Regions from separate parts of the Mus musculus genome. Here region 1 is linked to region 2. A link is a loop called in an ENCODE intact Hi-C map of the cell type or tissue named here. Cell type or tissue: left cerebral cortex. All regions are shown on one strand. Links, peaks and the distances in the headings refer to the core of each region. The heading gives the core; the rest is flanking DNA.

Evidence for each region. A loop is a pair of places that touch in the nucleus more often than their neighbours do. Peaks named below come from ENCODE experiments on the same cell type or tissue, not always from the same donor. Only the 100,000 strongest peaks of a DNase experiment are listed, where the experiment ranks them.
Region 1: it touches region 2 in a loop (2.6-fold over the local background); 2 of 42 quality-filtered maps call a loop at or near these places.

What each region holds. Positions count from the first base shown.
Region 1 is chr13:58,186,383-58,190,785 of GRCm38, forward strand. The region is part of intron 6 of Ubqln1 (ubiquilin 1); the gene reads right to left. Among named protein-coding and RNA genes, the nearest start is that of Ubqln1, 27 kb to the right of the region's middle. In left cerebral cortex, for the core only: a CTCF peak has its summit at 2,217 (motif pointing right); DNase peaks (open chromatin) are centred at 2,250 and 3,222; H3K27ac peaks cover 854 bases.
Region 2 is chr13:58,385,617-58,390,019 of GRCm38, forward strand. No RefSeq gene overlaps it. Among named protein-coding and RNA genes, the nearest start is that of 2210016F16Rik, 2.6 kb to the left of the region's middle. In left cerebral cortex, for the core only: a CTCF peak has its summit at 2,502 (motif pointing left); a DNase peak (open chromatin) is centred at 2,495.

The DNA.
Region 1 (4,403 bases), core at 110-4,109, 200 kb before region 2:
GGAGAATTAAGTCGTCACCAGGCCCCAGGAGAAAGCACAGGCACCGAACTATCAGTCCTCTCAATAGCTAAGAAAAGGTGTCTGCGGGGGCTGGAGACACAGCTCAACAGTCAGAGCGCTTCTGTGCTTTCAGGAACAGTTTGGTTCTCAGCACCTAAGTCGGGCAGCCTGCAGCTCCAGACGATCTAACGGGCTCTGTGGCCACATGGCCACACAGCACACATCTGTGAATACTCATGGATAGAGAGATAAATTTTAAAGGTATTTTTAAAAGGTAGCTATAGTGACTAGTCTAATAAAAGTAACCTCCATACCCAGTCTGCTATAAGAAATTAGCAGGCTTTTAAGTCACCTTAGAACCAGCTTGGGCCTTACCTCCTGTGTCTCTAGATATGCAGTAATTGTAGAAGAGAATTCTAGAAACACCCCATGAGAAGATGGTGAGATAGGTAGCAAGGCTCTTTTGAGGTTCATTAAGGTGAAGTTGTCCCTTTTATGTGTAAAACATGTCTGTTCTTCTTTCATTTCCCACCTCACCGAAGTCTCTCTGTTTAGTCCTGGCTGTCCTGAAACTCTGTAGATCAGGCCACCCTTGCTCTACCCCTTGACTCTCAAATGCTGGCCTTCACCAAACCTGGCCTTCTTTAACTCTTTGAAATCTACTGTCACATGATATTTGGTTAAAGGAATAGAATCTGAGTTGTACTTCCAGCCCTGGGAGGAAACAGGATATCAATCACCATGTAGCAGTAACCTTCTAGATGTAGAATTATTACATATTTATATATAACAAGTATGCATTATATATAATAAATATATTATCTTAAGAGTTAATTCAAGTGAGGGGCTGGAGAGATAGCTCAGTGGTTAAGAGCATTGTCTGCTTTTTCAGAGGTCCTTAGTTCCACTCCTGGCACATGGTGGTTCACCACCATCTACTTGTGATCTGATGCCCTCTTCTGTCATGGAGGTATACATGCAGATAGAGCCCTCATATATCTAAATAAATAAAAATAATTTAAAAAAAAGTTAATCAAGTGATTCTGCCAGTAACATGAACAACAGAATACCCACCACCAGCAAAGACTTATATCCTAGAGGCTTTAGAAATAACACCATCTCCACAAACATATAGTTCAACAAAAATGGTCCCTTAGCCACTGTTTACAGTCATCTCTTAAGGATGTTTCATCTTCTATACCACTGTCTGAATTCATTCTATGGAAACCAAGGACAGGAAGTCAGGGGGGCAGGGGTAACGTTCCCAGTAATAACACAAACCCCAGGGGCTTCACATACACAGACCTTGAAGCCCACTGAGACTTACTAGAGAGAGAGAGAGAGAGAGAGAGAGAGAGAATGGTATACTACATGCTACCAGGCTCTGTATGAACCAGTGAGACATGTGTTAAAAAGAAATGCTAGATTTTATGCTAAAGAATGATAAAAGGGGGAAGCATCAGAAACTCCCAGAGGTGAAAGTGTCCTTGTCAGCCAGAGGAAGGCAGCAGAGGTCACAGCCAGGGGCTGGAGAAGCCCTGGAGGCTTTGAGCTGACGTGAGCTGATTAATGGGCATCTTGGTGCTCAGGTCAATAATGCTCCAAGAAATGTACACAGGAGGAGACTTGCGCATGAGGTTTCAGGAGAACACGGACACAAGGGAAACCAGGCTGCAGGCCTTTCCTTCATGGCAAAGGATCTGGCTGCACTCTGCCTTGTCCTGGAGAATTGAGTGAATTGATATCTTGAGATTCAGCCTTGGCCAGAAAATAGTGAAGTTCACAGTTACAAAGAAGCAATTGCCATTGTTAAAGAAATCAGATTAGGGCTTTGTAATGTGGGGCCCTGAGGGAAGACCCCACACATCTAAAGGTCACCATAGCAAAATCCAAATGTATTTAAAAACAGAAGGCTAACTACATCACAGACCCTCACATGAAGCTCACTGTAGCCATGTCCAAGAAAACCAGGCTACATATCATGTCAGCAGAATTTGGCATTTTCCTCCTCATGGTACCGGTTTGAAGGCATGAAACTGGATCAAGGTTTGAGAGGGGGCGGGGGGAGAGAAGAGAAAAGAGGAGAGGAAAGGAGAGGAGAAAAGAGGAGGGGAGGGAGCCAAGGCTAGCCCCTGAGAGGAGGCTTTGAGAGAGCACCTTGAGGGGTCAAGGTGAAGCCAAATTGGTGAGGAGACCTCAGATACCAGGCTGCCCACCAGGGGGCGCTGTGAAGACAGGAACTGATCTGAGAGAGTTATGTATGTATGTATGCTGCAGGTGGCAGAGCTCACAGAAGCAAAGAAGCCAAGTGATTATGTCACAATCCACCCCTCAAAGGCAAACATGAGCCTGCAGAATTTGGTGTCTGCAACCTGAACAAAAATTAATTCAAAATGATCGAGACCTTTATGTTTAACCCGATACCTTTAAGTTGCTAAGAAAACCACTTTAAGACATAGGCACGCACAGGCATGGATTTCTTAGCAGGATTTCAGCAGCACAGGGAATAATCACAAGCGCTGGCAAGGAAACAACATGAGATTTAAGACAATTCTGCTCAGCAAAGGAAACACCACAGACAGTGTGTGTGTGAAAAGAAATGCAAAATTAAACAACAAACCTCAAATCATCCACTCGGTCTGTCCAATAATAAACTGGGTAGACAATCCTCAAATGACATACAAGTACTTGAAAATGTTCAGCATTGGGCTGGAGAGATGGCTCAGCGGTTAAGAGCACTGACTACTCTTCCAGAGGTCCTGAATTCAAATTCCAGCAACCACATGGTGGCTCACAACCATCTGCAATGGGATGTGACACCCTCTTCTGGTATGGCTGAAGACAACTACAGTGTACTTAGATATAATAATAAATAAATCTTTGGGCCAGAGTAAGTGGAGCCAGAACAAGCAGAGGTCCTGAGTTCAATTTCCAGCAGCCACATGACGGCTCACAACCATCTGTACAGCTACAGTGCACTCATATACATAAAATAAATAAATAAACCTTTAAGAAAAAAAAGGTCAGCATCCTTTGGTATCAGAGAAATGCAAACTAAGACTGCTTTGAGATTACAGCTTGCTGCAGCTAGAATGCTTGAGAAAAACACTGGCGAGGACATATGCAAGAACTGTACTTAGTCACTGCACGAGGGAGCATAGACTTGTGTGGCTACTATGGAAACCAGTAGGGAGCACCTGAAACATAAAGAAATGAACATAAAACGGTCACATGATCCAGCCGCCCACTCCTGGGTAAGTAATGCTGTCGTGCTTTCACAACAGCCAGGCTCTGGAGCCAGGCTACACATCCCCCAGCAGACAGGCTGACACAGAACTCTCAGCCTGCCTTCTTTATCCATTGCCCAATCACAGGTTCTTTCCTTATCTTATGCCTGCCCTCACCTGCATAAAGACAGCAATTCACAAACAGGCCTAAGATTTGGTTCAAAAAGCCAGAGCAAAACTCAAGAGAACAAAATAAATCATATTCAGCAACAACCAGGATCCCACCAACAGCAATTACCTAAGGGTGACATCAAGACCAATCCTTCTGAAAAACATGGACATGCCCATATCTCTGACTATGCCTTCGTTCACACACATCACAAGCACCCCCATTCCACCTCAGCAGACAGCACAATTCCAAGTCCATTCTGGCCTCTGCTAAAACCCAACATAGCGCTTTCATCTTATCTGAAAAGAATCTCAATTTTGTTATCCACACTTTATTACCAGTTTCTATGGCTCTACATCTACAAAGTACAGAGACTAGATTTAAAAAAAAAAGCCACACATAAGTAGAAAGAAATACTTTTCAGCAACTCAGAGATATACACAGAATAAATTAATTTCAAAACTAGTGCAGACAGACACAAAATTACACCATGTAATCTATTTCTACAAATTTCTAGAGCTAAAGATCGTTTATTGACTGAGACAAAGAACAAACGAAGCAAGAGATACATGTTTGAATTCGTATGTCAGCAACTCAGGTGTTAGATATCTAAATATGAACGTCTTCATGTTCTCCTGTGCGTGTCTAACAATGGCAGTATAACCATGGTACTAATGAGGACCTTTTACTTCATCACTAAGTGGACACATGGCTTATCTGCCTATTTTCAGGCACTCTGCCATCATTTCATACATCCTGGGTCATTAATTTTGACTCCCCCAATATACTAGTTACTTTTATGTAACTGTGACAAAACAGTAGATATGATTTTTCTTTTTCTAAAAGAATTATGTATTTCATGTATATAAGTACACTATAGCTGTCTTCAGACACACCAGAAGAGGGCACCAGATTCCATTACAGTTGGTTGTGAGCCACCTTGTGGTTGCTGGGAATTGAACTCAGGACCTCTAGAAGAACAGTCAGTGTTCTTAACTGCTGAGCCA
Region 2 (4,403 bases), core at 243-4,242:
GTTTGTCTGTCAGACTAAATCAAGGGAACTGTCTGAACCAGACACAAACGCCAGTCGTTCTGACGGTCAAGGTGTGTCACAGCAAGACAGTGCAAAAGTCCCTCCATCTTGTACTCTTGCTGAGGCGGTTCCAGGTTTAACTAGAATCTGATCTTGATGAAGAGTCCCGTGGGTAATTACCCAACTGTATTCAAGGAGCCCAAAGGTCAGCTAACTTATCTTAGCTAAAAGATCTTGCTTTCTGGGAAGCCCTCGTACAGCTGCAAAGCAAAGTACCCGGGTGTGATTTCTTGCCTTTAAAAAACTGTTGATCTGGACAGTTGGAACCACACCTCCTAGGTCTCTGAATACCTACCTGGGTGTGGTCCCAGCCAGCTGGAATAGACTTTCAATTGATTATAAACTGTGTGACTAGTCATCTCTATAGGGTTACCTGGAACAAAGTAGGAATTATAAAGTATCAACCCAACCCCTAAAACTTAACATACTTAAGATACATTGGTCAATGTTGAAAAGATGCCTGGAGATGCAGAATCAGTATGAAAGTATGTTTTTATTATCTGGGCGTTTCTCATTGTTGTTCTGAGGCAAGGCCTCTGTGGCCTTGGATCACCTGGAATTTACTATGTGGACCAGCTAGACTCAAACTCATATAGATCTACCTGCCTCTATCTTCTCAGTGCTAGGATTGAAGGCATAGGCCACCATACGCGGCTTTGTTTTTTCTTTTAAATACTGATTTTTCTATCCTGCAATTTTGCTTTAATTAAAGAGTTTCCTAGTAGATTCCATAAAGGTCTTTTTAGAAAAAAGTATTTTTATTTTGTGTATGAATGTTTTGCCTGCATGCATGTATGTGTTCCATGTGTGTGCCTGCTGCCTGCAGAGGCTAGAAGAGGGTGTTGGAGCCCCTGGAACTGGAGTTACAAGATATTGGGAACAGCCATATGGGTACTGGGTTCAGACCTGGGTCCACTGGAAGAGAAGCCAGTACTCTTAACTTTGAGGGCATCTCTCAAACGCCTCTATAATGTCTTATAAGTATAGAAACACATCATTTGCAAGTAGGAATAGTTCGATTCTTTTCCTGTTTCCTTTTTTATCACTTACTTTGGTCTTATTTCCATAGCTAAGACTTCAAAGAGTATCCTGAAAAACTAAGGAGGATGGGCAGCCCTGTCTCATTCCTGAATTGAGAACAGATGCTCTCTCCACTTGATTTTTGGCTATAGGTCTGTTGTAATAGAGCCTCTATTAGTTTGAAGCATGAGCCAATCTATCCTAACACCTCCAGCACTTTGACCACAAAGCCATGTTGAACTGTGTCAAAAAGACCTTTCATCAGTGAGATTATGTACGTGGTTTCTGTTTTTAAGTTTGTTTATATAGTGTATTGCATTTATTCATTTACCTGTGTTGAGTCAAACTTGCCTCTCCATAAAACACCCTAGTTGGTCATAATATTTGATCTTCTTAAATGTATTTCTAAATTCAGTTTGCAAGTATTTTGTTGAGTCTTTGTGTCTATGTTCATTAAAGAGAAGATGTCTGTAGTTTTAAGTTGTTATTCCTTTGCCTGGTTTTGGTGTGAGAATAATACTATATTTGTAGAATGAACTTGGTAGTGTCCATTCACTTTCTATTTTATGGAATAGAACTGGTATGAGATCATCCTTGAAAGTTTGATAGAATTCAGTAGAGAATACAAAAGCCAGTAATATACTGTGTCCTAAAACATATTTTGCTAGCAATGATAAAAAAAATCAAAGACTGTAAAATAAATTACAAAGCAAATATCAGATAAAGTAAATGTCAAACCAAAGCTATCTAGAAAATATAAAAAGGGTGATACCACATATTATGTCAGGAATGATTTATCAAGAGAAATACTTCATAGGCTGAATGTTGTAATCCCTAGTTTCATAAAGCACATAATTTGAAGTATATACAGTGCTTCATAGGGATTGACACAGGAATAGTGGGAGCTTCAATGACCTGCTTTTACAGTTACATCTCCCAAATAAAAACTAAGCAAATAAACATCAGAGCTAAAATACATTATGGAGTAACTTAACAGAAATATACAGGACATCGCACCCAACAGACCAAAAATACACATTTTTAAAAATCTCATCAGGATATGATACCTTCTCTAAAACTAGTATCACAGGACAAAACCTCAACAACAATGACAAAATCCATATTATAAAATGTATTTTTGAACAGTGAATCATTCAAGGAACCAGGAAGATTTTTAAAAACAAAACAACCCTCCTAGAGACAAGTGAAAAGGAGAACACAACTTCTGGGAACCTCTGGGACACAGCCAGGAAAGTTTCCCAAGTTTATAGTGACAAGTAACCTGAGAAGTGGCTGGAAAGATAGCTCAGCAGTTAAGAGCACTGGCTGCTTTTCTAGAGAACCTGGGCTTACTTCCTAAGTCTACATGGTGGCTCACAAGTGTTTCTAACTGCAGCTCCGGGTGATGTTGCCCTCTTCTGGCTTGGGAGGGTAAAGCACCAAGTGCACACTAGACGTTATCAAGATTTTATCTGCCATCTATACTGGCTTTTACGAAAGTTTTGCTATGGAGTTCAGCTGACATTCATCAAAGATGGGCATCATTCAGAAGCTCTAAACAGCAGCCTCTTGACGGCGGTTACTGCTCGTGCTCCTACGTTCTGTAATGATAGACTATGGCAAGCACTTCAATAGTTTAGAAGTCACATGTAGTGGGGCACATGCCTTACTCCCAGCACTAGAAAGGCAGGAGACAGGTGGAATCTCTGTAGGATCAAGGCCGGCCTGCTCTACATAGTGAGTTCCAGGACAGCCACAGCTATGTAGAGATCCAGTCTCAAAAATGCAAAAGAAACAAAGGAAACCAGAGGATAAAAGAAAGTTTCACAGGTGAAAGCAGGATGACCAAGGCCAATCGTTACAAACCAAACTCAAAGACACATGTTCTCTCCTTCCCCTCAAAGCAGCCAACGTTTTCCACCTAACCATCATCTTCCACAGTCTTACCACTGTATCTACTTAAATTCTGAATCCATTCCTGAATTAAGTCATTGAGTACTTCATTCATTTAGTCTTCCTATCTTCTAGTTTCTGGAAATGTCCCACAGAGGAAGATCTTTAAGGGTATGTCTTACCCATCTCAGTATCTCTTCACCCAGACAAAATCAGTCAGCCCTATGAACATTTTATATTTTCCAATATATTTGCAAATATAGCCACCCCAACTCAGACTAGTTCCTCATTTAAAAAATTTTTATTATACTATATTTTATACTGTAAAGTAGTAAGGAAAGTTTTCAGAAAACAAATAGGATAGGTCAAATACACTCCAGGAGAGGGCTGGGGGCTAGCTCAGTACTCATGGATCTACTTCTCAGACATAATTGTCTGAGTTTGTCTTCAGGTCAGATTTTTTTTTTTCCTTAAATGAAATTATTAAACTTGAAGAAATCATGTTTGTACAATGAAATTGACAGTGCCTACTTTTATAACTGCTGTTTAGGGTCCCAAATATTCCCAGATATTATATAGAGATCAAGCCACATGCTTGAGAACATATATACACACATAACAAGTCATCTGGAGTACACAGTGCAGCAACAGAGACAGGAAAAGACCTTGCCTCAAAAACCAGCTGGAAGGAGAAAAAAACAAACAAACAAAAACCAGTCTCTGCCCTCCATGTCAGGCCCTCACTCAGTCTCACAAGGGGTGGGTGGGAGAGAAATAGCATGTTCATTACTATGGGTGTCTTATGGGTGTCATGAAACACCTGACAAGAAAACTTGGGAGTACTTCTTTTGGCCTAATTTGAAGAGTCTATCATGGCAGCAGGAGGTTGAGCTAGCCACTCAACTGTTTGCAGTCAGGAAGCAGAAATGACTATGGTCAGCTCACTTCCTCTCTTTATTCAGTCTGACTTGATAGGAAGGGGTACTTGTATTTTAGCTGAGTCTTCTCATGTCAATTTACCCAATGTAGACTATCTCCCATAGGCAGTATTCATCATCACACCTAGGAATGTAGTCCTTCCACAAACTGCTTTAGTTGAGATATAGTTTTATTTACTTCATTTGAAGGGGTCACATGTAGCCATGGCTAGTCTTCCAATTCCTTCCTGTTCCTACCTCTTCTGTGCTATGTAGTAAACCTTTGTATTAAAACCTTTTTAAACGTACACTGAAATCTCACTTTTGTTAAACCAATTTAAGTTTTTTGTATGTGTATGAGCACTCTGATCATCTCTACAAGCGGAGATCAGGACAACTTTGTGGGTTCTGGGGACTATACTCAGTATCAGAGGCTTGTGTGACAAGTGACTGCTAGCCCATGGTTTTGATTAACTAGCACCTTTATTTTTGTTGGTTCTAATAATGCAATTT